2 separate regions of the Homo sapiens genome follow, and region 2 is linked to region 1. Evidence: chromatin loops called from intact Hi-C (ENCODE). Cell type or tissue: right lobe of liver. All regions are shown on one strand.

Evidence for each region. A loop is a pair of places that touch in the nucleus more often than their neighbours do. Peaks named below come from ENCODE experiments on the same cell type or tissue, not always from the same donor. Only the 100,000 strongest peaks of a DNase experiment are listed, where the experiment ranks them.
Region 2: a loop joins it to region 1, with 4 times the contacts of the local background. A loop is called at or near these places in 2 of 110 quality-filtered maps.

The regions. Positions count from the first base shown.
Region 1 is chr22:43,123,790-43,128,789 of GRCh38, forward strand. It overlaps BIK (BCL2 interacting killer), which reads left to right. Exons shown (of 5, transcript NM_001197.5): 2 at 227-394; 3 at 3,908-4,006; 4 at 4,707-4,836. The coding sequence starts at 234. Among named protein-coding and RNA genes, the nearest start is that of BIK, 16 kb to the left of the region's middle. RefSeq lists an enhancer at 4,781-5,000. In right lobe of liver, no CTCF peak of the experiment used is centred here; DNase peaks (open chromatin) are centred at 2,152 and 3,205; H3K27ac peaks cover 1,776 bases.
Region 2 is chr22:43,057,388-43,062,387 of GRCh38, forward strand. It overlaps TTLL1 (TTL family tubulin polyglutamylase complex subunit L1), which reads right to left. Exons shown (of 11, transcript NM_012263.5): 8 at 1,997-2,140. Among named protein-coding and RNA genes, the nearest start is that of TTLL1-AS1, 21 kb to the left of the region's middle. In right lobe of liver, a CTCF peak has its summit at 3,023; no DNase peak of the experiment used is centred here.

The DNA of each region.
Region 1 (5,000 bases):
TTCCTCCCTTCCAAGAACAGAGATGCTAGGCGACTTGCCCAGAGGCACACAGCCAGCATGTAGCAGGATTCATGCCTGTGGGAGCTGGGGTTGGGGGATATTGACGGCTTTAGCGGATCAAAAGAGCTGGTGAGTAGGGCTATACAATCTGGGGGTCATCCTGTGAGAGAGCCCCCAGACTGCTCAGTTCTTAGGGGTCCAGTCATATGCTGTCTTTTTGCCCCAGAGGAGAAATGTCTGAAGTAAGACCCCTCTCCAGAGACATCTTGATGGAGACCCTCCTGTATGAGCAGCTCCTGGAACCCCCGACCATGGAGGTTCTTGGCATGACTGACTCTGAAGAGGACCTGGACCCTATGGAGGACTTCGATTCTTTGGAATGCATGGAGGGCAGGTAGGTCCCCATGGCCTGCCCTACCCCCTGCCTGATAGTGACTTCAGGGGTGGGCTGGATGAGCAGACATTCTATGAGCGGGGGAGCGCCTGCAGATGCCTCCCAGGCAGGGCCTCCGAGAGGAAGATTTCCCGGATGTGGGCATGGAGGCTTCTGCCCTGGGAGCGGCTTCACTTTGCTGCCCCACCCTCCCCTGATACCAGCTCACAGACCCCTGGACAGCCAGCATGTTCACAGTCTCAAGATGGACCTGGGGCCCCTGGCTGTCAAAATGGCACAGTGTTTGGGCCTCAGGGAGCTAGACAGGCCCTTAGCGACCTGCTGAGGACATCAGGGCCTCTTGAAGGAGGTGACTCTGTTGCCAGAAAGGGGACCCGATCCAGATCCCAAGAGAGGGTTCTTAGATCTCAAGCAAGAAAGAATTTGGGCCACACGCAGTGGCTCGCGCCTGTAATCCCAGCACTTAGGGAGGCTGAGGCAGGCGGATCACTTGAGGTCAGGAGCTCGAGACCAGCCTGGCCAACATGGCAAAACCCTGTCTCTACTAAAAATACAAAAAGTAGCTGGGCCTGGTGGCACATGTCTGTAGTCCCAGCTAGTCGGGAGGCTGAGGCAGGAGAATCTCTTGAACCCAGGAGGCAGAGGTTGCAGTGACCCAAGGTTGCAAAAATGCACTCCAGCCTGGGCAACAGAGCGAGACTCCATCTCAAAAAAAGAAAACCTACTCTATAGGCAGAGCAGCGGCATGGGCTGCTCAACTGAATATACTTATAGTTATTTCCTGATTACATGCTAAACAAGGGGTGGATTATTCATGAGTTTCCGGGTAAGGGGTGGGCAGTTCCCGGAACCGAGAATTCCTCCTCCTTTTAGACAATATAGGGCAACTTCCTGACGTTGCCGTGGCATTTGTAAACTGTCGTGGCACTGGTGAGTGACTCCAACATGCTAATATAGTTGGTGCACAATGAATAGTGAGGATGACTGGAGGTCACTTTTGTGCCCATCTTGGCTTTGGTGGGCTTTGGCTGGCGTCTTTGCCGAATCCTGTTTTATCAGCAGGGTCTTTGTAACCTGTATCTTATGCTGATGTCCTATCTCATCCTGTGACTTAGAATTCCTAGCCTCCTGGGAATGCAACCCAGTAGGTCTCAGCCTTTTGTTACCCAGCCCCTAATCAAGATGGAGTCGCTCTGGTTCAACTGCCTCTGACGGCTCTCATTTTAGAAAACCAGAACCGGGCCGGGCGCCGTGGCTCATGCCTGTAATCCCAGCACTTTGGGAGGCTGAGGTGGGCGGATCACCTGAGGTTGGGAGTTCGAGACTAGCCTGGCCAACATGGTGAAACCCAACCTCTACTAAAAATACAAATGTTACCCAGGTATGGGGCCGGGGGTGGGGGGATGGGCGCTGGTAGTCCCAGCTACTCAGGAGGCTGAGGCAGGAAAATCACTTGAACCCGGGACGTGGAGGTTGCAGTGAGCCCTGAGATTGCACCACTGCACTCCAGCCTGGGTAACAGAGTAAGACTCCGTTTCACAAAAAAAGAGAAAGAGAAAAGAAAGAAAGAAAAAAGAAAGAAAACCAGAACCTATGGAAGAGCCTGAGGAGGCCATGCAGTTCCTGGTCCCGGCTTCAAAGAATCACTGAGGCATGAAGAAGGGATCTTCCTTGGACTGACAAGGACCCTGGAGGCAGCAGGATTTGCCTGGGGTTTCAGGGGCCAAGGTCCAGTAGGACCTGACCCTTGCACTCTGCCAACTGCTCCCAGCTATGTCCAGCACACGGCAGCATACCCAGATGTCCAGGCACACCCGGCCATCCCAGCGGCAGGAAGGACCTGCACTTTTTTTTTTTTTTTTTGAGACAGAGTCTCTGTCACCCAGGCTGGAGTGCAGTGGCATGATCTTGGCTCACTGCAACCTCCACCTCCCGGGTTCAAGTGATTTTCCTGCCTCAGCCTCCTGAGTAGCTGGGAGTGCAGGCGTGCACCAGCATGCCCGGCTTTTTTTTTTTTTTTGAGACGGAGTCTCGCTGTGTCGCCCAGGCTGGAGTACAGTGGCATGATCTCTGCTCACCACAAGCTCCACCTCCCTGGTTTACGCCATTCTCCTGCCTCAGCCTCCTGAGTAGCTGGGACTACAGGCGCCTGCCACCACACCTGGCTAATTTTTTGTATTTTCAGTAGAGACAGGGTTTCATCATGTTAGCCAGGATGGTCTCGATCTCCTGACCTCGTGATCTGCCTGCCTCGGCCTCCCAAAAAGTGCTGGGATTACAGGCGTGAGCCACCACACCCGGCCAGGACTGGCACTTTCATTCTTCCCCTGGTACAGATGAGGAACGTGAAGGCCCAGGAGCAGCTGACCTCAGTAGTTTCTACCCTGAGCCTGGAAGAGAATGGTCAGGCCTGACCTGGGCTGTTGCTTTCTGCTGGGGAATCCTGTCTCTGATGTGGCACCTCCCACAGGCCAGGGACCAGCTCCATGTTCCACAGGATTCTTTTCTGCTCAGGATTTTTTTTTTCAGCCTCAGGATTTTTAGTCATTAAGGATTTTAGAACTGGAGGCACCTGTCCATTAATGGACAAGGTTGGAGGACATGAAGCCTGGGGCAGTATTTTCCTGAGGTTTCCCAGGGTAACAGAAGGTAGGACCACAGCCCCCAACCCTGATTGCCAGCCCACACCTGTACCCCTCCCACCCGCATCCCCTCCAAGTAGGGAGTGTAGGCCCAGGGCATTGGCAGGTCAGGTGGGTGGGGCCAGGGCCCAGGGCCGGCCTCAGCTCAGGGCCCCTAGGAGTCCCACTTCCCTGGGAGTTCCCCCGGTGTAGTCACTGGGATGGAATGCACACAGGTCCCTGGTAGAGGCCCAGACCAGCAAGCTGGGAGGGTGGGGAGTGTCTTAGTCTTTGTGTGGGAGTGAATGCGGGTGGGGTGTAGGATCAAGGATGTGGTTTAGTGGGGGGCCTACTAGGGGCTTCTTAGTCCCCCCATTTGGAGAGGGGTGGTGCCAGCAGGGCTGGTTTCAGGATTGGGACCAGGACACAGGTCTTAGAGCCCCCTCACCTCCCACAAAGGAAGGTAAGCTGCAACCCCTGTGGGAAGGGGGCTCAAGGGGGCTCAGCCATCCGGGGGACTCAGCACCACCAGACCTGTCCATTCCCCTTGGTCAGCCTCAGCCATCCGGGGGCTCAGCACCCCCAGACCTGCCTGTTCCCCTTGTCCACCATTTCCACCAAAGCCCACAGGTGGGCCTGCCCCAGGATTCTTTTTGAAATAGCTTGCACCTCTGGGGCCACCCACGGATGGGACCTCATGGGTATCTCTGAATCCAAGTGGGAGCCGGAGGAGGGATACAGGGAGGCCCACTCACTGCCTGCCCCAAATCTGACACCATCTCTTATCCTCTGGGCCACTCCCAGCTGCACACAATCCGTTGGCTGGGTGGGTCCAGGTGCATGTGGCCTCCACGGCACAGCCACACCCGACTCCTGTGTGTGCTCCCTGCAGTGACGCATTGGCCCTGCGGCTGGCCTGCATCGGGGACGAGATGGACGTGAGCCTCAGGGCCCCGCGCCTGGCCCAGCTCTCCGAGGTGGCCATGCACAGGTAGCCGGCCTATGCCCTATGCCTCTACACCTGGGGAGGGGCCCTGGGCGGTGGGTGGAGGCCCTGAACACAGCACAGGGCTGGGCCCTGAGGAAGCTCTGTGGGGGATGTGCCTTGACACTGGGGCTATACTGAAACCCTTGGCTGCTTCCCGCACCTCTCCTGGGAGCCCCCAGCTCCTGGCACTCGCCCCCTGCCACCTGTCCCTGGCATTCCTGGGCAACAAAGCAGAGCCCAGGGCCCTTTTCTCTCTCGCCGTCCTCATTGAGCCCAGATGGTACATTTCCACCGTGGTCTTAAGAGGGGGTGCTACGTGAGCTCGGATCCTAGATCCTGGGGGCTGGGCCTCTCAGCGAGTCTCCGGTGGGGGAATAGAGTGGGCAGTGGCTTGTGAGGGCCCTGTAGAATGGGGGTTTATTTTCCACGTGGCCAGCTCTGGAAGACAGGGCCAAACACCCGGTGGGCTGGCGGGCGGCTGGCTGGCGGAGGAAGCAGGAAGTTGGAATGAATTTGACCACAAACAGTCCATACCACGCGGCCCCTGCAGGTGGAGGCGCCCACGGAAAGGGCCCCGGGTGGCTGTGGGGTGGGAGGGCACAGGCCCCTGCTCCCCACAGCTGTGATGGTGTCATCTAAGTACAGGCTGCCCCTACCTGCTCCTGCAGTAATGGCTTTGTCCCCCCATCCTCTTTGTCTATAGCCTGGGTCTGGCTTTCATCTACGACCAGACTGAGGACATCAGGGATGTTCTTAGAAGTTTCATGGACGGTTTCACCACACTTAAGGAGAACATAATGAGGTTCTGGAGATCCCCGAACCCCGGGTCCTGGGTAAGAGCCTTGAGATCCCTGACCCTGACTTGCGCTGCGGCCAGTGGGGGCTGTCAGAGCCGCTCCTTGGGGCGCCACAGTCCCCACCACTCCGTATCATCATCTGTGTCACCTGTGTCCACATCTGCCTGATCCCATGGGCTTTTGGGTTTGAGATGCCTGGT
Region 2 (5,000 bases), 66 kb before region 1:
GCGTGAGCCACTGTGCCCGGCCAATTTCATACATTTCTGACTGTGGAGGGAAGCTCTTTCTCACAGCCTCTTGACACCAATGTGGGGGACACATACCACAGCTGGCCATGGTTACTTTTGCTCTTTGACATGGTGGTGATTCTTTGAGCTTTGGGAGTTTTGTAAAGCACCTTTGTTAAAAGAATGGGAAGTATCCCACCACACACACACTCCACGGTGATGTGGCACCCACTCTCTGGGCCCACATCTGAGTAGGTGGGTCTCTCAGGGGCCACCTCAAAAAGTAAAAGAACAGACCATACTTGCCCTCAGAGAAAAAAACAAAAGACCACGAAACTGACAGGAGAGACTGGGCTCCTGGAGTGGGCAGGGGAGGGTGGGAGGGTTGCTTTCCTGCCCCTCCCTCATAGGTGAGATGGGAAGATTTCATGGGCTTTGGGCCAGAAACCTGTTCTACTTCCCAGCTCCGGGGCCTGGGCCTCCGTTTTCCCAGGAGTCATATGCGAGTAACAAAACACCCCAAGACACCCACTGGGGAAGCACTGGAAATATATATATATATATATTTTTTTTTTTCTAGACAGTCTCACTCTGTCGCCAGGCTGGAGTGCAGTGGTACGATCTCGGCTCACTGCAAGCTCTGCCTCCCAGGTTCACACCATTCTCCTGCCTCAGCCTCCCGAGTAGCTGGGACTACAGGCGCCCACTACCACGCCCGGCAAATTTTTTTGTAGTTGTAGTAGAGACGGGGTTTCACCCTGTTAGCCAGGATGGTCTCGATCTCCTGACCTCGTGATCTGCGCACCTTGGCCTCCCAAAGTGCTGGGATTACAGGTGTGAGCCACAGCGCCCGGCCCCGGAAATATTAATAGTAGCAAGCTTGCTGGTGCTCATATGTTCATTTCTCTCTTTTCCCTTAAAAACAGATGTGCACCTGCTTTAACACGGTAAAACAAAACACGAATGCCAACTGAAAACCAGCAAACAAACATAAAATGTGAAGATAAAAAAAGAGGCACGCCATTTCCAGCCCGAAATATCTATGAAATACTAAAGTCAGGACATCACAGACAAGACGCTGCTGGAAGTCCATCTCCAATATATCAGTTTATGCCAAAATAGTTATTATTGACTTAGTGGGTATAAGAGGAGTGGAGGGGCCAGGGCCTGTGGCTACACCTGAGAGGCTAGCCCGGCTCACCCCGGGATGGCACTGGGCTGCAAGCTAGCCCCTTTCCCTTTCCGAAAAGACTGCAGCCTCTGGCAGATGTGCAGGCGGCAAGAAAGTGAAAACAGGTTTTTTTTTGTTTTTTTTTTTGTTTTTGAGACAGAGTTTCGCTCCTGTTGCCCAGGCTGGAGTGCAATGGCGCGATCGCGGCTCACTGCAACCTCTGCCTCCTGGGTTCAAGCAATTCTCCTGCCTCAGCCTCCCAAGTAGCTGAGATTACAGGTGCACACCACCACACCCCGCTAATTTTTTGTATGTTTCGTAGAGACAGGGTTTCACCGTGTCCAGGCTGGTCTTGAACTTCTGACCTCAGGTGATCCGCCTGCCTCGCCCTCCCAGCGTGCTGGGATTACAGGCGTTAACCAACGCGCCCAGCCTGTTTTTTGTTTTTTGAGACAGAGTCTTGCTCTGTCACCCAGGCTGGAGTGCAGTGGTGTGACCTCCGCTCACTGCAACCTCTGCCTCCCGGGTTCAAGTGATTCTCCTGCCTCAGCCTCCCCAGTAGCTGGGATTACACGTGCATGCCACCATGCCCGGCTAATTTTTGTATTTTTAGTAGAAACAGGGTTTCACCATGTATGTGGGCCAGGCTAGTCTCAAACTTCTGACCTCAGGTGATCCGCCCGCCTCGGCCTCCCAGCTTGCTGGGATTACAGGCGTGAGCCGCCGCGCACAGCTGAAAACAGGGATTTTTAACAGAAAGACAGCAAGCCCCCCCACTCCCAAACGGGCCCTGGGAGCCGGCTCCCCCGCCCGCACCAAACTCACCGCCACAGCCTTCAGGGACTGCACGATGATCCAGTGGATCTCGTCGAACAGCTTGCTGGTCACCTCCTTGCCGCGGGTGCTCTCCAGGTAGAGCCGCAGGTTACTCACTGTCCACTTGCCCCCATGGATGTGGTTGTAGTCCTCCTGGTGACGGGAAAGCGGGCAGGCATCCCTCAGGCTATGCACCCCAGAGGAACCCAGCGGAACCGTTGCATCCCCCAAGCATTTCTGGAGTGCCCCCTGGGTGTGGGCATCCAGCAACAAGGCAAACATCCAGACCCCTGCCCCAGGGAGATCTGGGCCGGCTATTTTCCGTTTTGTTTTAAGACAGGGTCTCACTCTGTCCCCCAAGCTGGAGTGCGGTGGCATTACTTTGGTGCACTGCAACCTTGACCTCTTGAGCTCAAGCAATCCTCCCACCTCAGCCTCTCAAGTAACTGGGACTACAGGCATGTGCCACTATGCCTGGCTAATTTTTAAATTTTTTGTAGAGAAGAGGTCTCACTATGTTGCCCAGACTGGTCTTGAACTCCTGGCCTCAAGGGATCCTCCTGCCTTGGCCTCCCAAAGTGTTGGGATTACAGGCATGAGCCACTGTGCCCGGCCACCTGGGCCTCCTATTAATGTGGGGTTTTTCTGTTTTTATTTTTGTTTTTTGAGACAGAGTCTCACTCTGTCACCCAGGCTGGAGTGCAATGGCACGATCTCGGCTTACTGCACTGTGAGCCACCGCGCTTGGCCTTCCGTGGGTATTTTAAAATGCTCATCTCCCTAATACTCTCAGGCTTAATCATTTATGCCTCACAGCACAGGCTGTGGAGTGCTGCCGGGATACCCTTCAAGACCAAGGCACTCATTCTTCTAGCTGAGACCCACCCTCACTGAGAGTGCCCTTGGCTTGAGGGAGCTGCCTAATCCAGGGTGAAAGCCCTCCCCAAGGCAACAGCATACCATGTCTGGCTGATGCCAGGTGTCAGCCCCTGCTCCCTCCAGGACAGCTCTGCAGGGCCACCCCTGCTCCACAGCGCCCCACGGTGGGCAGAGGCCTCCACTGCAGCAACATCAGCTTGCCGACTTCTACCTCAGAGTCTTTCCTGGGGAAGCCAACCTAAGACACTGGGCTCACACTGCAGTTTAAAAGCACCACACTCATCACTCTCTAACAACCTTGAGAAGACGCCATTATCATCCCATTTCACAGGGGACGCCGGGCTCAGAGAAGCTGTTACTTGGCCAAGCTTTCCTCCTGGGCTGGGATGGGGCTGGGCCTCCAGCCCAAATGTTCTGATGCCACTTCTGAGCTCTTCCTGTTTTGCCACCCCTGAAAATTAATTCTCCATACAATGCTTATCTTTGAAGGCAAAGAGCTAGAAAATACCCAAATGTATTACATTGTTAGGAGACTACATTTCATTTTCTAAGTATAAAGTGAGAACCATGAACTAAAACAAAACCAGCCTACTAACTCTTCGAGCAAACACCACTGACTCAAAGCAGATAAAAGGAGAATTAACCATATTTTAAAAGAAAGTCCAGGCGCGGTGGCTCACGCCTGTAATCCCAGCACTTTGGGAAGCTGGGGTGAGAGGATCACCTGAGGTCAGGAGTTCGAGACCAGCCTGGCCAACATGGTGAAACCTCGTCTCTACTAAAAACCCCAGCCAGGTGTGGTGGCGTGCACCTGTAACCCCAGTTACTCGGGGGGCTGAGGCAGAAGAATCGCTTGAACCCGGAAGGCAGAGGTTGCAGTGAGCCGAGATCCTGCCACTGTACTCCAGCGTGGGTGACAGAGCAAGACTCTGTCTAAAAAAACTAATAATCATAAATACATAAATAAAAAATAAAATTTGTAAAACTGATGCTTGCTTGGTTTACTCTGAGGAAGACCTGAAGGGGAAGCGAGTTAGGCCAGCCACATGTGGAAGCCACTTGGCCCCGGTAAGCAGTGGCCATCGTCATCCCAAGACCAGCAAGGTGAACCCCTGGCTCCTGTTGGCAGCTGTGGGGCCCAGAGGGCTGGTGAGCTGCCCAAGTCACACAGAGGTAAGTGATGGGCAGAGGACCGAGTCCAGCCTCGTCTGACCAAACTCTTCAGCAGGTTCTTCAGAAATGCATATTTCATACCAATACTCACTCTCTTTCTCCTCAAATCAGAAAACAGACCAGAGCATTCAAGGCTTCCATCCAAAGAAGATTCAAATCAAAGAAGGAGTCTTTCATAAAGAAACGAGACCTTTGGTTTATGTTGGGGTGAAATTAGAGCCCCTAACCTGAACTGGGTCCACAAAGCCCTGTGTGTCTGCCCTTGCTGGCCTCTCCAGTCCCTCCCCATCCACTGCCCTCACGCCAGGGGCTCCTGCTACCCTGGCGTCCTTTCAGCCCCTGTAATGCTCCCTCTGGCAACAGGGCCTCGGCACACGTTGTACCTACTACTATGGAACCTTCTCCACCCTCTCTGGATTATCCCTACTCATGCTTCAGATCTCGGCTCCAGCACCGCTTTGCAGGGAAGCCTTCTCCAACCACTGGATAAGGGGCTTCTTTTGTTCCATGATCTTCTAGATGTGTGTTCCTCACTTTCAGAGCAAGCAGCTCAGTTTGTAATTTCATGTTCATCAGGGTGATTATTTGATGACTATCTCCCCTGGAAGCTCTGGGATCTGTGAGAGTAGGTACTAAGGTAGGCTTTGCCTATCACTGTGTCCTGGGCACTCAGAAGGGGACCAACTCACATAGGTACTCAATGGGTACAGATGGGGCCTCCGATGGGGCTATGTCCAGATAAACCCATAGCAAGTTGAAAATATTGTAAGTTGAAAGTAGATTTGGCCGGGCGCAGTAGCTCACACCTCTAATCCCAGCACTTTGGGAGGCCGAGGAGGGTGGATCACGAGGTCAAGAGATCAAGACCATTCTGGCCAACATGGGGAAATCCCATCTCTACTAAAAATACAAAAATTAGCTGGGCGTGGTGGCGCACGCCTGTGATCCCAGCTACTCAGGA